Regions from separate parts of the Mus musculus genome. Here region 2 is linked to region 1. Evidence: chromatin loops called from intact Hi-C (ENCODE). Cell type or tissue: left cerebral cortex. All regions are shown on one strand. Region 1 overlaps Tmem135 (transmembrane protein 135). Region 2 overlaps Tmem135 (transmembrane protein 135).

Region 1 (8,000 bases):
CTTCCACTGTTAAATATTGAACTTACTCAATTAGAAATACTATATTAAATAACAAAGGACTTAACTCCAGGATTGAAAAGGCTGTATTTTATCATTATGCATTTACAGTAAAACAGAAAGAACAAAGCAACAAAATTACATCTGCGACCTAAATATATCTTATTGCAGGAGGAAATTAAGACAGGGTAGCCATTAGGCTGCTAATTTTTGAAGAGAAATTTATTCCAGGTGAAAGACTATTTTTAACTGACAGGGACATATAGAAACATCAAAACTTATAGCCTATAACTTAACTGAGCTGACTCAATAAGACAAAACAAACCCATCTCTCCCCCTCCCACTGTCTCTCGCCAATGAAGACTAAATATTGTAAATTTTATCATAGGAAATAAGTAGCCATTCTGCATAACATAAAAAGGAAGCACAGCTGTCAAGATGGCAGAGTTCTAAGGCACTGAGTTCAGATTGTAGCTCCACTGGAGGTGTGGGTGAGAATCCTACTTCTGACAAAAAAGGAAGCATAAGGGCAAATAATTTTTTAACTGAAATGTCTATAAAAGAAATTAGGAGCCAGAGATGAAATGACTCAGCAATTCCCTTTCAGCCTAAGCTCTGCTAGCACTAGGGAAAAGCAAGGATGGATACACACATCTAGTGCAATGCTCTGCTAGCACTAGGGAGAAGCAAGGATGGATATACACATCCAGTGCAATGCTCTGCATCACAGGGTACCGTGCCCACAGGACATATTGTAAACACTGCTAACCAAGACTTAATGCAAGAATAATAAACACGTTATAACAATATTAAGATTCTTACTTCTCCATTTCTTAACGTCGTGATGGTTCCTCTTGCAACACCCATTCTAAATAGTGTTTCTGTGGCCTGTGAATAAATAAAAAGATATAAATAACTAAATGTATGATGTGTACACAACTGTATATCTCACCAAAACTGTAAAATGACAATACTGTAACATACTCGGTACCTTGAAGAGTGACAAGTCTAAATTATCCCCAGAATGCAGCTTTCAGGCTCCGGGCTTTAAACACCTGATATGAAAGGTTCCTAAAAGTTCTTTATATGCTACATCCATAAGTGCCAGCATTTCAAATATGTTCACTTAGAGACGTGCAACCTTAGCAGAATATAACATATTGTATGCGATTCAGAAGTTGCTGGTTATTCTGAATGTTATTTTCCAACAAATTCATTCAAACTACTTATCTACTTTAAAATACACGGGGGTGGGGGGAATTTAGAAATGTCAGATTTTTCTGAGGAACTGCCAAACTGATTTCCATAGTGGTTGTACCACCTTGCAGTCCCACCAGCAATGGAGGAGTTTTCTGCTTTCTCCACATCCTCGCAAGTATATGCTGTCACCTGAGTTTAAAATTGGACATAGTCCTACTGGAAGATCCAGCAATACCACTCCTAGGCATATACCCAGAAGATGCTCCAACATGTAATAAGGACACATGCTCCACTATGTTCATAGCAGCCTTATTTATAATAGCCAGAAACTGGAAAGAACCCAGATGTCCCTCAACAAAGAAATGGATACAGAAAATGTGGTACATTTACACAATGGAGTACTACTCAGCTACTAAAAACAATGAATTTATGAAATTCTTAGACAAATGGATGAATCTGGAGGATATCATCCCAAGTGAGGTAACCCAATCACAAAAGAACTCACATGATATGCACTCACTGTTAAGTGGATATTAGCCCAGAAGCTCAGAATCCTTCTTAAAAGAAGGAACAAAATACCCATGGAAGGAGTTACAGAGACAAAGTTTGGAGAAGAGACTGAATAAACAACCACAAAACCCAGACACTATGGCAGATGCCAACAATAGCTTGCTGAAAGGAGCCTGATGTAGCTGTCTCCTGAGGGGCTCTGCCAGTGCCTGGCAAATACAGAAGTGGATACTCACAGCCATCCATTGGACAGAGCACAGGGTCCCCAGTGGAAGAGCTAGAGAAAGTACTCAAGGAGCTGAAGGGGTTTGAAGCCCTATAGGAGGAACATCAATATGAACTAACCAGCAACCCCCAGAGCTCCTTAGAACTAAACCACCAATCAAAGAAAACACATGGTGGGGCCTGTGGCTCTAACTGTATATGTAGCAGAGGATGGCCTAGTCAGTCATCAATAGGAGGAGAGGCCCGAGGTCCTGTGAAGGTTCTATGCCCCAGTATAGGGGAATGCCAGGGCCAGTGGGTGGGTTGTTTGGGGGGGGGGAATTCGGAGGGGAAACTGGAAAAGGAGATAACATTTGAAATGTAAATAAAGAAAATATCTAATTATAAAAAAAGAGAGAAGAGAGAAAGAGAGAGAGAAGAAAAAGAAATGTCAGAATAACAACCCAGTCATTGATGTCTACAAATCAGCAAAAATCATAAAAGAACATTAAGGAAACAATTTCATTTACAAAGGCATTAAAAAGTAAAAATCTTAACAAAAGAATTTAATCATGGAGGTTTAAAAGAAGTGTGCACTTTAAACAACAAAATCCAAACTTTAAGACACAAATAAATGCAAATACATCTTCTGTTCTTGTGTTTGGAAGACTTAGTATGAAGGTGTTAAAACTATCCAAAACAATTTAGATATTCAATTCCTGTAAAATTCCAATAACATTATTTTATAAAAATGCTTAAAACTCACTGAAAACTTCCTAACTAGAAGTAAGGTGAGAAAAGGTATAGATTTGCTTGGTTTTAAATAATAGCTACAAGGTAAATTTGAGTAGAATCCAGTGATCATTAAATTCTATTTTAAGCACATTTTCTGTTTTTCCATGATGCAAGCATCTTAACCAAGCTCCCATCATCTACAGCACAAAGCCGACAGCAGCCACAACGGAATCAAGAGCAAATGTGGGAATGATGGTGAGCATAGGAAATCCCAGCACTCTCTCAGAAACCCAAACCAAAACACCTAAGGACCACAATGTATTCAGTTCATGAAAAGCTGCCTGCAAGGGCATGGGCAAGAAATGAGCAGCCTGCTACTCATTTAAACCCCGTGCATAGGATTCACAGTCATGCAACTTTAAGGTTTTTAAACTTTCAAAGAAGTCATCTGCTCATCAGCGAACAGTTTTCCAGGCAAGGCCAACTGAGCCACAGATGCAGCTTCTTCCTCCGTGAGGACGGGAACGAGGCTGCGGAAGGCCATCCATCCTTTAAGATGACCAAAAAGGTGAGGAAAGACTGAGTCACAGCTAGAAAGTCAGAGATAAGAGAGAGGACAGACACCGGCACAGTATCTTTTTTATTATTTAATTTTTGATTCCTTGTAAATTTCACATCAATGGACTAATCTCACTCATTTGCCTGACCCTTTATACCTGTCCTCTGCCCTTGCAACCAAACTACCAAAAGAAAAAAGAAAAGAAAAACCTCTTGTCATGGATGCTGAAGTGTGTCTCCGTGTGCCCCACAGTAAATGCTCTTTTGTCCACACTTCTTTCCTTGTAAATGTTCGCTGCAATGAGTTATTGGTCTACTTTGAGGTCTCTGGCTTCTACTACACTAGCAATACTGGATTCTCACTGTGGGGAGCGGGTGTGGCGGTAGTCCCAAGATGGCGCCCGGGACTGCAGCCAAGTCTTATGACTTGCACCTGACTTCCTCATACACCCGAAAATAAGCCACGTCCATCATGAGAGCTGCGCAGGTGCACCATGACACAAGATCAGGCCATTTGACGAAGGCCAATGAAGTGAGATTATGCGGACTGAGCTAATGGGGCGTGGTTAAGGGGTTATATAAGGGATTGCGATTGGGGGCTAGAGGAGAGTCCTGCTTGCATGTTGAAAGGTTCCTGAATAAACTGCTTTGAGAAGAACGCTGTGTCGTCTGCTGGTCGGAGACAGAAGCAACACCTCACTAGGACTCCTCTCCAGAGATTACCCAGGTTTTGCCCTATGTCATGGAGACTACTTGACCGTTAAAAACTCAGATATGTATCTTCACAAGCTCGAGCAGTCAGGAGAGCAAGAGCAAGCCAGCCCTTGCATGGGCAGCACACTAGAGCTAGCCCTGCTGGCATGAGCAGGTAAGCCAGCCCTGAGGGCATGAGAGCAAGATGGGCTCTACCCATCTGTTGCTGGCTGCAACACTGAGCAAGCAGCCAGGGCAGTGCTGAGAGCTCATCCTTATGGTGCAGGTAGGTGCAAGAGAGTGGTAGACTGACCAGCTCAACTATTACCCAGGCCAGACCTAAGGCTTTGAGTTGGTCACAGTATTTTTTTAAATCTACATGTTGAGTTTTTAATGGTCATATAGAAAGTGGGTGGCCAGAAAGGAAGGAGGAACAGAGGGAGTCCAGAGACTGAGCAAGAATGAGCCTGCAGAGGCTGGAGTTACAAGTATGCACAGCACTCTATAAATGGTGCCACAAGGAAAACATAAATAAACCTGAGCTCTCCCTCCTACTCCCTGCTTTACCTCTGCTTTACCCAATCCCTTTTGCTCCTCTTTTCTCTCTGAATAAAGAAAGAATAATCTTGGGAGAATGACAAAAATGACTTTAAGGCAGAATGACAGTACATAACATATGCAAAAAGAAAACAAGGAGATGGAAGAGAGGAGGTGGCCTAGGAATGAAGTCAAGCAGAGGCTGGAAAACATTCATTGCTGTTGGACTAAATCTAGAGCTACAACAAAGGAAGGAGGCAACTTACAAGTTGTCGAGGCAAAGCAAGTCTACGCATAGGGCATATGGGGCCTGGGTCGGACTGTCAATTGGACTTAACTGCTAAAGCAAAATTTGTAAATAAGAACAACCTTTTGTGCATTTGTTTAGATGGGAGGTTACAATCCCTAGAGTTCCTATGCACAAGCCAACACACATAGATCTGGGACGTGGAGGAGCTGACATCAAAATGTGAACATAAAAAAATTTAAAAACTAAAATCTTTTAGGACAGTCTGCTAAGTTGCAAAAATACAGTACAATTTCAATATAATTTGATAAGAGATTCAAAGTAGACCATTGTTGAGAAAGGAGTTGTTCACATACTCCCAACATAAATTATACATCAATGAGTTCACCGATAGATTTTACTGAAGCACATAAAACTAGCTGAAAGATCTACTTGTAAAACTGTCACCAATGACGCATTTGCTTTTACTCTACTCTCGGTGACAGGCATGCCGCAGTGTGCCATACATCTTCCGGTTTCTGTTAAAACCAGACAACTCAGGAAGGTGATTTCATAGAGGAAGCCTGGAAGGCGGATGTAGCAAGCAATCACTTGAGATAAAGTAAACAATGGTTTCTCAAAACCGGATCAAATTACTCTTATGTCTCAAATCACAGATAAAAGGGAAAGCTATCTAGGGAGACATGATTTGAAGACAAAATTCTTTTTCTTTAATATCCAAATGAACTTGATCCAAATCTCATCTTTAGTACTCAAATCAACTGACTTGCCACCTCTTTCCACTAGTAGTTTAAGTATGTCTCAATCTAAAAGCATCCTGCCAGTAAAGCTAAGCTGCCCTGGGTTCTATTGGAAAGCACTGGAGTGTGTAATTTTCCTCTGACCTCTACCTGAAGGGTTTTAATTTACTTGTACCTAAGCCAGTGCTAACAAGTGTGGGAGGGAAGTGGATGGGGTAGAAGACTGTCAGTACTTGTAACTATCTCACAGAAAATTGTTTTTAAAAATGTTCCACTCCTAGAGTTTTCATTCCACTTAAGATGTTTAATACTAACCATTCATTTGACATTTCCTATGTGACTATGGGTGGGTAGATATCTACAAATCCTTGTTATAAAACACTATCAAGAAAGACTACTTTTTAATAATAATACCAGATAAGAAATTCAATCTCATAGATCCTAGATGCAATACTAAGTTTAAGACTGTGAATGTATGTGCCTGTGTGTGCATGTGGGCGTGTCAAAAAATCTATAGAAATGTATGGAGAAGAAACAGCAGTAGTAATCTCAAGGGATTTTCTTTATCCTTGATTTTCTAATATTTCTCTCTGTCCATTTGTTACTCTCTACCCAGGGGGTAGGATATGTCCTACAACTCCAGAGGACAGATGAAACTACAGAGAATATCATGCTATATATGCATATATGGATATGTGCATGTACACATCAAATGCTTTCATATATTTTATGGAAATTTATAACTTCTAAATTAGACATAATATAAGATGAAAAAAATTATTGAAAAAATTAACAATACCAGTCACGTATTAATTAAATCCTGAATTATATATTTTCAGAATTTTATACTTAATGTTTGGTACCTTTAATAGTTAAATTTAAGCATTGTCTTCATGTGTAAATTATTATAAATACTTTCATTCAGTAATTTTGGATGAGAAACTGGCCAGGAGCTATTTTAGAAGGGGCAAATTCCCATGTGCCTTTGACTGTTTTTCCTAATACTCGAGCTTTTATCCTATTTTCTGTAAGAGAAACCACTTGAAGAACTCTCTAACTCACTATTATTAGACGAGGTCTGCCTGTCCCTGTGCTAGGGCACTGGGCAGATAGTAAACCGTGTTAAAGCACTGAGAAATCAACAGAAGTGGTAAAAAGTTCTTTAGATTCTTAGTGTAATGATTGTTTTTGATATACATTTTCTTGCAAATATACAAAAATGTTGTGAGATGGGACAATCCAATTCCTGAACTGGCAATGTTGGACTCTCCATTGCTACATAGCAGTCCCCAACCAAAAAACCTGTAGTCAAACAGATAGCTGGACTTTCAAGTACCAGAACCACCCAGAGAGTGTTAGCATTCAATTCATGGCTCCAGAAAACTATGCAATGAGAGCAGATGATTGCTGAAGATCCTTAGAGTGAAAACGTGGGCTATATACAAGAATTTTTACTAGCTTTTTGTTTTCCCAACCTTTGGTGAATTCTAATAATGTTGAAGACAGCTGAAGGAGCAAAAGGAGCAAGAAACCAAGAAAGAAAACTGGGGTAAGAACAAGGGAAATGGTAAAAATAGAACAGAAAGCTTAGCTCTTGGTTAAATATCTACATAAAGCCAGAAAAGAAAAATGGAAAGACTTAGTCACTGGAAGAATTCCAGAGAAATATCGGGCCTGTAGGCAAGCGTCACAGAGGGTTCACCTCCAGGACCTTTAACACTGGCCCCTATCTAGGACTAATCGCAGGCCTGCTAGAAGATGCCACGGCAACTTTTAACAAAAGTTCCTACACAAGAGATGCAAAATCAGAGGACAGACAGCAGTGGCTGCTGCTCATGCCTGAGAACATAGTATGTACAAAGGGCAATGATGATAATGGTGAGGAGGAGGGTGGTAGTGGTGGTGATGGTGATGACAGAGGAGAAGTTGAGCATGAAGTATGTGAATTTCCAATTTAGAGCCAGATGACATGCCCAATACAACTCTATTTATGTGTCTAAAGATAATCTAAAACTCAAGTCAACAACTCAGTGCTGTTGAAAATTACACACTCTACCACACTACGATGCAAAGACCCACTAATTTGATGTTTACATTCTGAGCAATGATGACAGGCAAATACGATAAGTCTTTTGTAGTCTCCCCTCCCCTAGCCTGAAACCTGCTTGCTCGGGGTGGAGCTTCCTGCTCATTCGTTCTGCCACGCCCACTGATGGAACCTGCGGAGCCACACACGTGCACCTTTCTACTGGACCAGAGATTATTCGGCGGGAATCGGGTCCCCTCCCCCTTCCTTCATAACTAGTGTCGCAACAATAAAATTTGAGCCTTGATCAGAGTAACTGTCTTGGCTACATTCTTTTCTCTCGCCACCTAGCCCCTCTTCTCTTCCAGGTTTCCAAAATGCCTTTCCAGGCTAGAACCCAGGTTGTGGTCTGCTGGCCGGACACAACAGTCTTTACTTTCCATAATTAAACCATTATTTCTCTGCCACAGCAGAAAACTTTGTACAGTGAAAACAGTATGATTCAAAACACAATACACTTGAATACGAGCACACTCATTTCATGAGGCATCTG
Region 2 (8,000 bases), 50 kb before region 1:
GGTAGTATCAATAAAATCCAGATGCCTTCACTAGTCAGGCAGCTAGCAAAAAGACTGAACAAAACTACAACTGCCAACTATTACTTTCCCCCAGCCTACACATCTAAAGCAATCCAGGATTCTATTTTAACATAAGCCTGTAGAAAATCCTATGGAAAATCACAATCACCATGTATGAGATAATATATGTGAAGAACTATTTAAAAATCTACTAAGAGACCTGTGAAGTTCTTCATTTGGTGTTTCGGTAAGCAGATTGTTGAATGACAAACTCAGTGTGCTGGTTTTTAAGTAAATTCATACATCAGAGATGGATTTCATCAGAAAAAAAATTACGAAATTACTCCCTCAAGTTCTTTTTAAAGAAAAAGGAAAATCATACCAGTACATTTTATCTTTATTGAAATGGGTCTCAGTTTCCTCTTTCCAAGTTATACATCGGGATAAAAACATAAGATGATTTACTGGCACATAAAAATGTTCCTTTATCCTCTTGCCAAAAGACATTAACCATTAAAAGTAGACCTGAGGACAATATCATTTTATATTTAATTATCCAATTTTATGCAATTAGCTTTAAAATACTAACAATAAATTGAATAAATATGTCCACAAATACCTGTGTTTAAATTAAAATGCCATCAGACTTGCCAAATGCCATGTAAAATAACTGTTCATTGCAAACACAAGCCACGTTACAGAAAAGCACAGAACACTGTTGTGTTTGGTTGTAGTACTTTCTAAAGGGCTATATTTTTACCATTGCGCTGAGTTATTCAAACAGACTTCTGCCAAGAACACTACGAATTCAGTGACAGAACTTCTTTGGAGAGAAAAATAGCCCCTTTTCCTCAGAAAATTGAAAGTGTTTATCTTGGCTCCTAAACCTTGTATTGAGACTTCTGGAAAGTATTTAAACTGTTGTCCTTACCTCAGACATTTGGAACTGAAGCAGGAACGGGTCTGTAGCTCTGCACCAAAACACGTATTTATAGGGTTGATTTTTCCCTCTGCACCAAACATACTGGGCTAATGGCAACAGTTTTCAAAATATAATTCCCTACAACCAGGCAACAAACTGGATATTTTTCTACGTATGCAATATATAATACGCTTTTAAACCACAGACTTCTTATGAATGTTAAGAAATACTAAACATTAAACATACTTGTTACACTGAACAGTCCCTTTCTGAAGGCTTGTTTCCTTTTATGACCTGTTAAGATTTTCACAAGATGGAAATTGACTTTACATGGTACCTAACTCCTATGCATGGCAACAAGGTGGGTCTTCTAACTTTGCAACATTTTGAGAACTGATTTTGCTGATAGGTATGGCATATCATCAGACAAGTCAGGACACAAAATTATAACAGCAGACAAAGGTTTGGTTTTTTTTTACAGTGGTATTCTAATAATGTCACTGACACAAATAGGGAGTATGGGGAAATTGATGAAAAGCAATGTTCATGGTTTCTAATTCAGCTTACCAATTAGATTTATTAAAAAGCACAAGAACCAGTGTGCTACAAATTACAATAGCAGGGCACATACAGAGTGACCCCTAAGTGGGGTGTGCGAATCAGTGCAGAGGAGTGCCCTGCCACTCACAGGTTCCGAGTTCAATCAAAACAAAGAATCTAAAGGAAGAAAAGAAAAACTGGGAGGGAGAGAGACACATGCCCTCAATACCACAAAGCTCCAATGACATCTAACACTAAGACCTTCTATAAAATCCTCTGCATCTTATTAGCTCTTTGAAGATGAAATCCTTCCTGCCACACAGCGTTATTGCTTTGCCTCTATCTGATACCCTCCCTAGAAACAGCCAAATCATAATTTTCTGTTTTGTAACAGTAAAACTAAATTAAAATTATCATGCTGTGCTTTATTAAGTATTTGCTAGGATATTCTGGATATGTTTAATTTATTTGAAACTACATCTTACTACAAGTCTGCCGCTGCCTCTATCAACTAAGGACAAATGTTTAAGCTTCGACATTCTTCCTATGACTGAACACCAACAAGCCAATAAAAATTATTTAAAGGAGTATCATATGAGGGCTATAAATGCAAACTAATTAGTATGGCTGAAAGTGAAGATTATGAAGGAGGAGGTGTGAGAGACTTGGGAGGAAGAGAGGAGAGGGAGGGGGAGAAAGGGAGCAGGATCAAGTATAAGAGAAGACAGAGATGACATACAGAGGGTCAAGAATTTGAACAGAGGTGTATAGCAATGGGGGATGGGGAACTGAGGGTAGCCATCAGCAAATTCCAGATGCCAGGAAAGCAAGAGGCTCCCAGGACCCAACAGGGATGAAATTAGCTAAAATGCCCAACAAAGGGGAGGGAGAACCTGTAGAGACCATACCCACAGGTCAGACAAGGCCCCTGGTTGGGGGATGGGGCCACCCACTCATCTCCAAATTCTTAACCCAGAATGGCTCCTGTCCAAAGGAAATACGGAGACAAAGTGTGGAGCAGAGACTGAAGAAAAGGCCATCCAGAGACTGCCCCACCTGGGAATCCATCCCATATACAGACACCAAACCCAGACACTATTGCTGATGCCAAGAAGTGCTTGCTGACAGAAACCTATTATAGCTGTCTCCTGAGAGCCTGACAAACAGAGGCAGATGCTTGCAGCCAACCACTGGAGGAGTTAAGAGAAAGGACTGAAGGAGCTAAAGGGGTTTGCAACCCCATAGGAGGAACAACAATATCAACCAACCAGAACCCCCAGAGCTCCCAGGGACTAAACCACCAACCAAAGAGTACACATGGAGGCGTGGAGGGACCCATGACTCTAGCTGCATATGTTGCAGAGGATGGCATTGTCTGGCATCAATAGGAGGAGAAGCTCTTGGTCCTGTGAAGACTCAATTCCCCAATGTACAGGAATGCCAGGGTGGTGAGGAGGGAGTGGCTCAGTGAGAGGGGGAGCACCCTCATAGAAGCAGGGGGATGGTAAAGGTTCCAGAGGGGAAACCAACAGGGAAAGGGAATAACATTTGAAATGTAAATACATAAAATATTCAATTAAAAAAAAAAGAATTACAACAGAAAAAAAAAGAATAATTTTCAATACTGCTCTAGTCATAGGAAAGTGACAGACACCTTTTGTATTCTTACTTGAGTCAAACTAACACAATCCTCCAAAAAATGTTTCTCCTTTCTGTTTGTTTACTAACAATGATGTAGGATTGTCCTTTAAACTCCTGGGGTTAAGTGAGCAGGAATCCATGCCACTTACTGGTATAATGACATGCGGGAGGGCATACTTTAGTTGAAAGGAATTAGATACTATTTGATACTGAAATAAATTGGTGAATAGAGCATACCTGAAAAAGAACATGTACATGGCCGCTGTGATGCAGAACAAAAGGACCTGCAACAAGGAGGAAACGGATTATTTGCAAAAGGTACTGACTGACATCATCACTTCTATGACTGACAAAAACAAATTATCCACTATTAAATCGCAGGCTTCGTGCAATGCAATGACACAGAAGCTCTCATTACAATGTACATCAACATAAAAGATTATGTACCTCCCAAATATACTGCATTAAGACAGTAACGGACTTGTAAGTATACATAATTATACTATACACATATGGTATATGTATAATCTTCTCTCAGTATCTATGAAAGACTAATTTTAAAAATAATCCAGCCAACTAGCCCACAGATACATGAATCCAAAAATGATAAAAATGTCTTATATAAAATCACATACTATCTGCATATGAATTACATACATCCTCTCACATTTTATATCATCTCTAGATTGTTTATAGTACGCAATAAAACATATAAATTCAATCTACCTATTTTTGAGGGAGTAAAAAGAAAAGGACTATATATGTTCAGTTGAGTTTATCAAATTTTATTAATATTTTAAACAGCAGTTGGTTGAATTTATGGATATGGGACCCATGATACATAAAGCCAACTATACGCACAAAGCTATTAGCAAACATTTATGCCCAGAGGACTCCTATGGACTAGATGGGTGGGAGCAAGGTTCAACAATGAACACCTGTACAACTTGTCTGTAAGAACCCAGATCCTCAAACTGCGGATCAGATCATCAAATGTACATCTTTGATATCGTGTGGACGATGAAAGATATTTTGTATTATAAATTATAGTAGTTTGTAGTTGAAGAGAACTTCAGAATAAACACACATACGCACACACACACACACACACCATGCACACAAACTAAGGTCCTTAAAGACAAGTGATGGCAGATACTTTTTGCAGTAAATGAATGCTGATTCGCAGAGATTCTAGAGGGTACTACACTCCATGGCAGCATAATAAAGGCAAGGAATATATTCATCACACCTAGTGAGGTATTTATCTATGGTGTTCTCTAGTTATTCGGTGACAGGAGGTCTCCCTTTTATTTCATTAGTGTTTCAATTTTTTCACGCTTTGTGATCATTATATATGAAGTGTGTTGCTTATAGGCAACATGTGTGTGTTTCTTGCCTTGTTATTTTTTGCACATGGGCTCTCCCTGTGTACTGTACAGAGTTGGCTAGCCTGGAACTCACTCTAGAACAGGATGGTTTTGACAGAGATCTGCCGGTCTTTGCATCCAACATGCAAAGTGCTAGGATTAAATGCATGGAATATTATGCTCAGCACTTGGTAAAGATCTATCTTTTAATTGGAATATCTGGACTATTTATATATTTGATGTACCTACTAGTATATTCAGATTAAAAATATCTTTGATTTCAATATTGCCCCTTCTATTTTCTTGTTTACCTTTTTCCCATTACCTGAACTAATGGTACTACTTCCTCTCACTGGCTGCCTATACTGATATGTTTTTTGGAGTAGCTTTTAATTTCTAACCCACATCCCCACCACACTGTACCATTTCGTCTACAGGAACTTCACAAGGCACATTCCCATCCCTTTCTCCCCAGCTGTCTTCATGTCACTTCTGTCACCAAACCCCAGCTGGGCATCAAACTCGACACCACATATTAATCGCTTTTCCTTTAAACTGTGTCTGAAATGTTCCCACTATTTGGAAAACTATTCTGGCTGGGTATAGAACTCTAGCTTGCTGAGTCCTGTTCTTACACTGCTCTTTCCACTGTGGACTGTGATGTGCTTTCAGTGACCCTCTATCCCCAACAACTTGTTTGGACTGAGGCTCCATAAAGTATCCTGACTATTTAAGTTTGCTGTCTCAATCACACTTGAAACTTTTCACTCATTATTTGAACAAATGGGATTTTGTTTTTCTGCTCTGCTGTCTTCTCCATCAGAAAATCTAATTACATAATACTAGGCTATCTGAAATCTGCACAGAATTCATGGATGCCAACTTTATTCTCAAAGAAAATCTCCTTTTCTTTTTTTCTCTAAATGTTTTATTTTAGACTTTCTCAAATTGTTTTACATTGACAGTCATTAAGATTTTTTTCCACAATGTATAACTGACAATTATCATAATAGTAAACTTTTCATCTCTAGAAGTGTGACTTGGGTTTTATCCTATCTGCCATGTTCTAACTTTTTAAAGCTATAGGATTTAATTATAACAGCCCTTCTCAATGTCCTTCAATGTAGATTGCTGTCTGTAAGCAGGTGAAAGATTAGGCTAGAGTCTAGTACAGAGACAGAGAGAGAGGAGGACACAAGACAGAACCTATCGGAGAGGAAGAGGAACCAAACCATGCAGACCTGGGAGCCGTAAGTATTGGGGATTTCTTAGATAGGTGATTAAATAATAAGTAGGGTGTGTTTGCCCCATCTAGCTGTGCAGCTTGTGTTTCTATCAATTGAGTTTTGAGTTCATTGTGTGGGCATTTTGTGGGTTGAGAATTTACTGATATAAATCTGACTGACACATTCCAAGCCTCTAGAGCTTTGATTTCACCAGGTTACAGGGATTGTGACAGCTAACCACAGCGGATGAATGAATGGCTGGGAATGTGAGCAGGATCTGCAGCAAGGGAAAGAGCTGGGCGGCCATGGAGATCCTGGTGGGGAAACCTCGATACTAGAACATAGCCGGGGCTAGTGTGGGTGCCTATTTATTTGTTTGTTTTGTTTTGTTTTTCAAATATATATTTCATGTGACACTTGTCTGCTAAATGGCTCTCAGTTCTGGCCTAGTATGGGCTGGATTATCTATTGTGAGTCAGAAAGTCCTGCTTCCCACTGCCCAGTAGTAATTCCTTACTTGATGCCTGGCATCCTGAGCTTCACTTTGATGGGTCTTGGGTATTTCTGGGCTCTAACAAATCTTAACCTTTGTTCTGATACACAAAAAAATTACTTTGGTACAATTTAATCTTTTCAGAAGTTTTAAGAAGATATTTTCGGACAGACCGCATAGTGAGTGCTGTGGTGCGAATTCCGCCATTACTGAATGCATGTGCTTTACCACATCATACGCTGAGAGTTTTCTATAATGTCTGCAAATAGGGAATGAAACTATACTCACAACTGCCTGAATGCCCAGGACACAACTAAGAACCACTAATCTTTTAGGGTGCACCTTTGGGACTTGAGTATTTCCTCCTGTAATGCCCTAATCCATAATGAGCTGAGTACTTTCTACTCCAGCCTTCTGTTCTGTGAATATTGTCCAGGGTGACCTGCCCACATGCTCATTTTATTTCCTCATTCACAGAGTCCTCATCTAGTGACTCCTCCTTGCCTCATGACTCAGAATCATCTCAATACATTAAGCTATGGTAACAATACAGCAGACCATTTGTTTCTCATATCACGGTACCCCTGCTCTTTGATGCCTAATACCATTGGTTTATGTATTCTGTCTATTATTTGCAGCTGTTCTGTTGTTTAGTGAGAAAGTACAATCACTATTAATGTATTTTGGTCAGAAGTAACAGTATGGTTATTGAAGTAAAATTAATGACTATAAAATATTAAATTTATTTTCTCATTCATATTAGTGCTGTATATGGAGCAATTAATAGGTGTATAGAAGAATAGTCACCATCACAAATCGACAGGCACAAGCCACCTTCATCATTACAAAAGTCCAACTGAACATCTCTGGCCAGCTAATGGCATTTTCATCGGTTAGTATGATGAAGTTACAACAGTTCACATATTGTAAGTCTAAATATAAAGTATGAATTGGTACACTTTTAACCTTGTATTTTACAATTTCCTATGAATTAACAAATAATCATCACTTAATTTGTTCATTTATAAAAATTATAATGCCAGTTACATAAGCTACATGCATGAAATGCTAATAATATAATATATAGAAAGCCTAACAAATAGTCACTAGTGCATTATAAATATTCAGTAAATGCTTTCCAGGCTGGAAGATGGCACAATGGTTAGGAGTGATCACTGCTCTTGCAGTTTGTAGTTTCTGGGTTCAATTTCTAGTACTCATGTAGAAACTTAACTGTCTGTAATTCTAGTTTCAGGGGATACAACACCTTTTCTGCCTTTACAAGCACCAAGCACATACATAGAAAACATACATACATGCAGGAAAAACACTAATACAAATAAAGTATAAAAATATTTTTAAAATAAATAAATCCTATTAAGAGGTAAATTCTCTGCAGTGTTCACAAACATTAATTTAAATGATTTTGAAGTTACTATTTTAGATGACTTTTTAAATATTACACTTCAATATGAGTGGACTTCAAAAACAATATTCTAAGTAAAAGAAGCCAGAAACCAAAACTATGTGTTGTATATTATGCCTTTTCTATATGTAATTTCAAAATAGGCAAACCTATTTACAGAAAATAAAATCGTAGTTGCCTAGAGGTGGGGAGTACGTGGTGATGAGAAGAGATCAATATTGAGGACAAGTTATTCTTGGGGAATTATTAAAACCCCATGAAACTGATATTTAAGCTGGCAAATTTCATACTATACAATGTCCCCTGGGTCTAGAGTTACAGACATTAGTCTCAAAGCACAGAGTGCATGTTAGAATTCAGAATCAAATGGGCTAACAGAATGTCT

The links. Peaks named below come from ENCODE experiments on the same cell type or tissue, not always from the same donor. Only the 100,000 strongest peaks of a DNase experiment are listed, where the experiment ranks them.
Region 2: it touches region 1 in a loop (2.0-fold over the local background); 3 of 42 quality-filtered maps call a loop at or near these places.

The regions. Positions count from the first base shown.
Region 1 is chr7:89,243,102-89,251,101 of GRCm38, forward strand. It overlaps Tmem135 (transmembrane protein 135), which reads right to left. Exons shown (of 15, transcript NM_028343.5): 5 at 820-885. Among named protein-coding and RNA genes, the nearest start is that of Tmem135, 92 kb to the right of the region's middle. In left cerebral cortex, no CTCF peak of the experiment used is centred here; DNase peaks (open chromatin) are centred at 4,447 and 5,183; H3K27ac peaks cover 314 bases.
Region 2 is chr7:89,192,773-89,200,772 of GRCm38, forward strand. It overlaps Tmem135 (transmembrane protein 135), which reads right to left. Exons shown (of 15, transcript NM_028343.5): 6 at 3,341-3,387. Among named protein-coding and RNA genes, the nearest start is that of Tmem135, 140 kb to the right of the region's middle. In left cerebral cortex, no CTCF peak of the experiment used is centred here; a DNase peak (open chromatin) is centred at 91.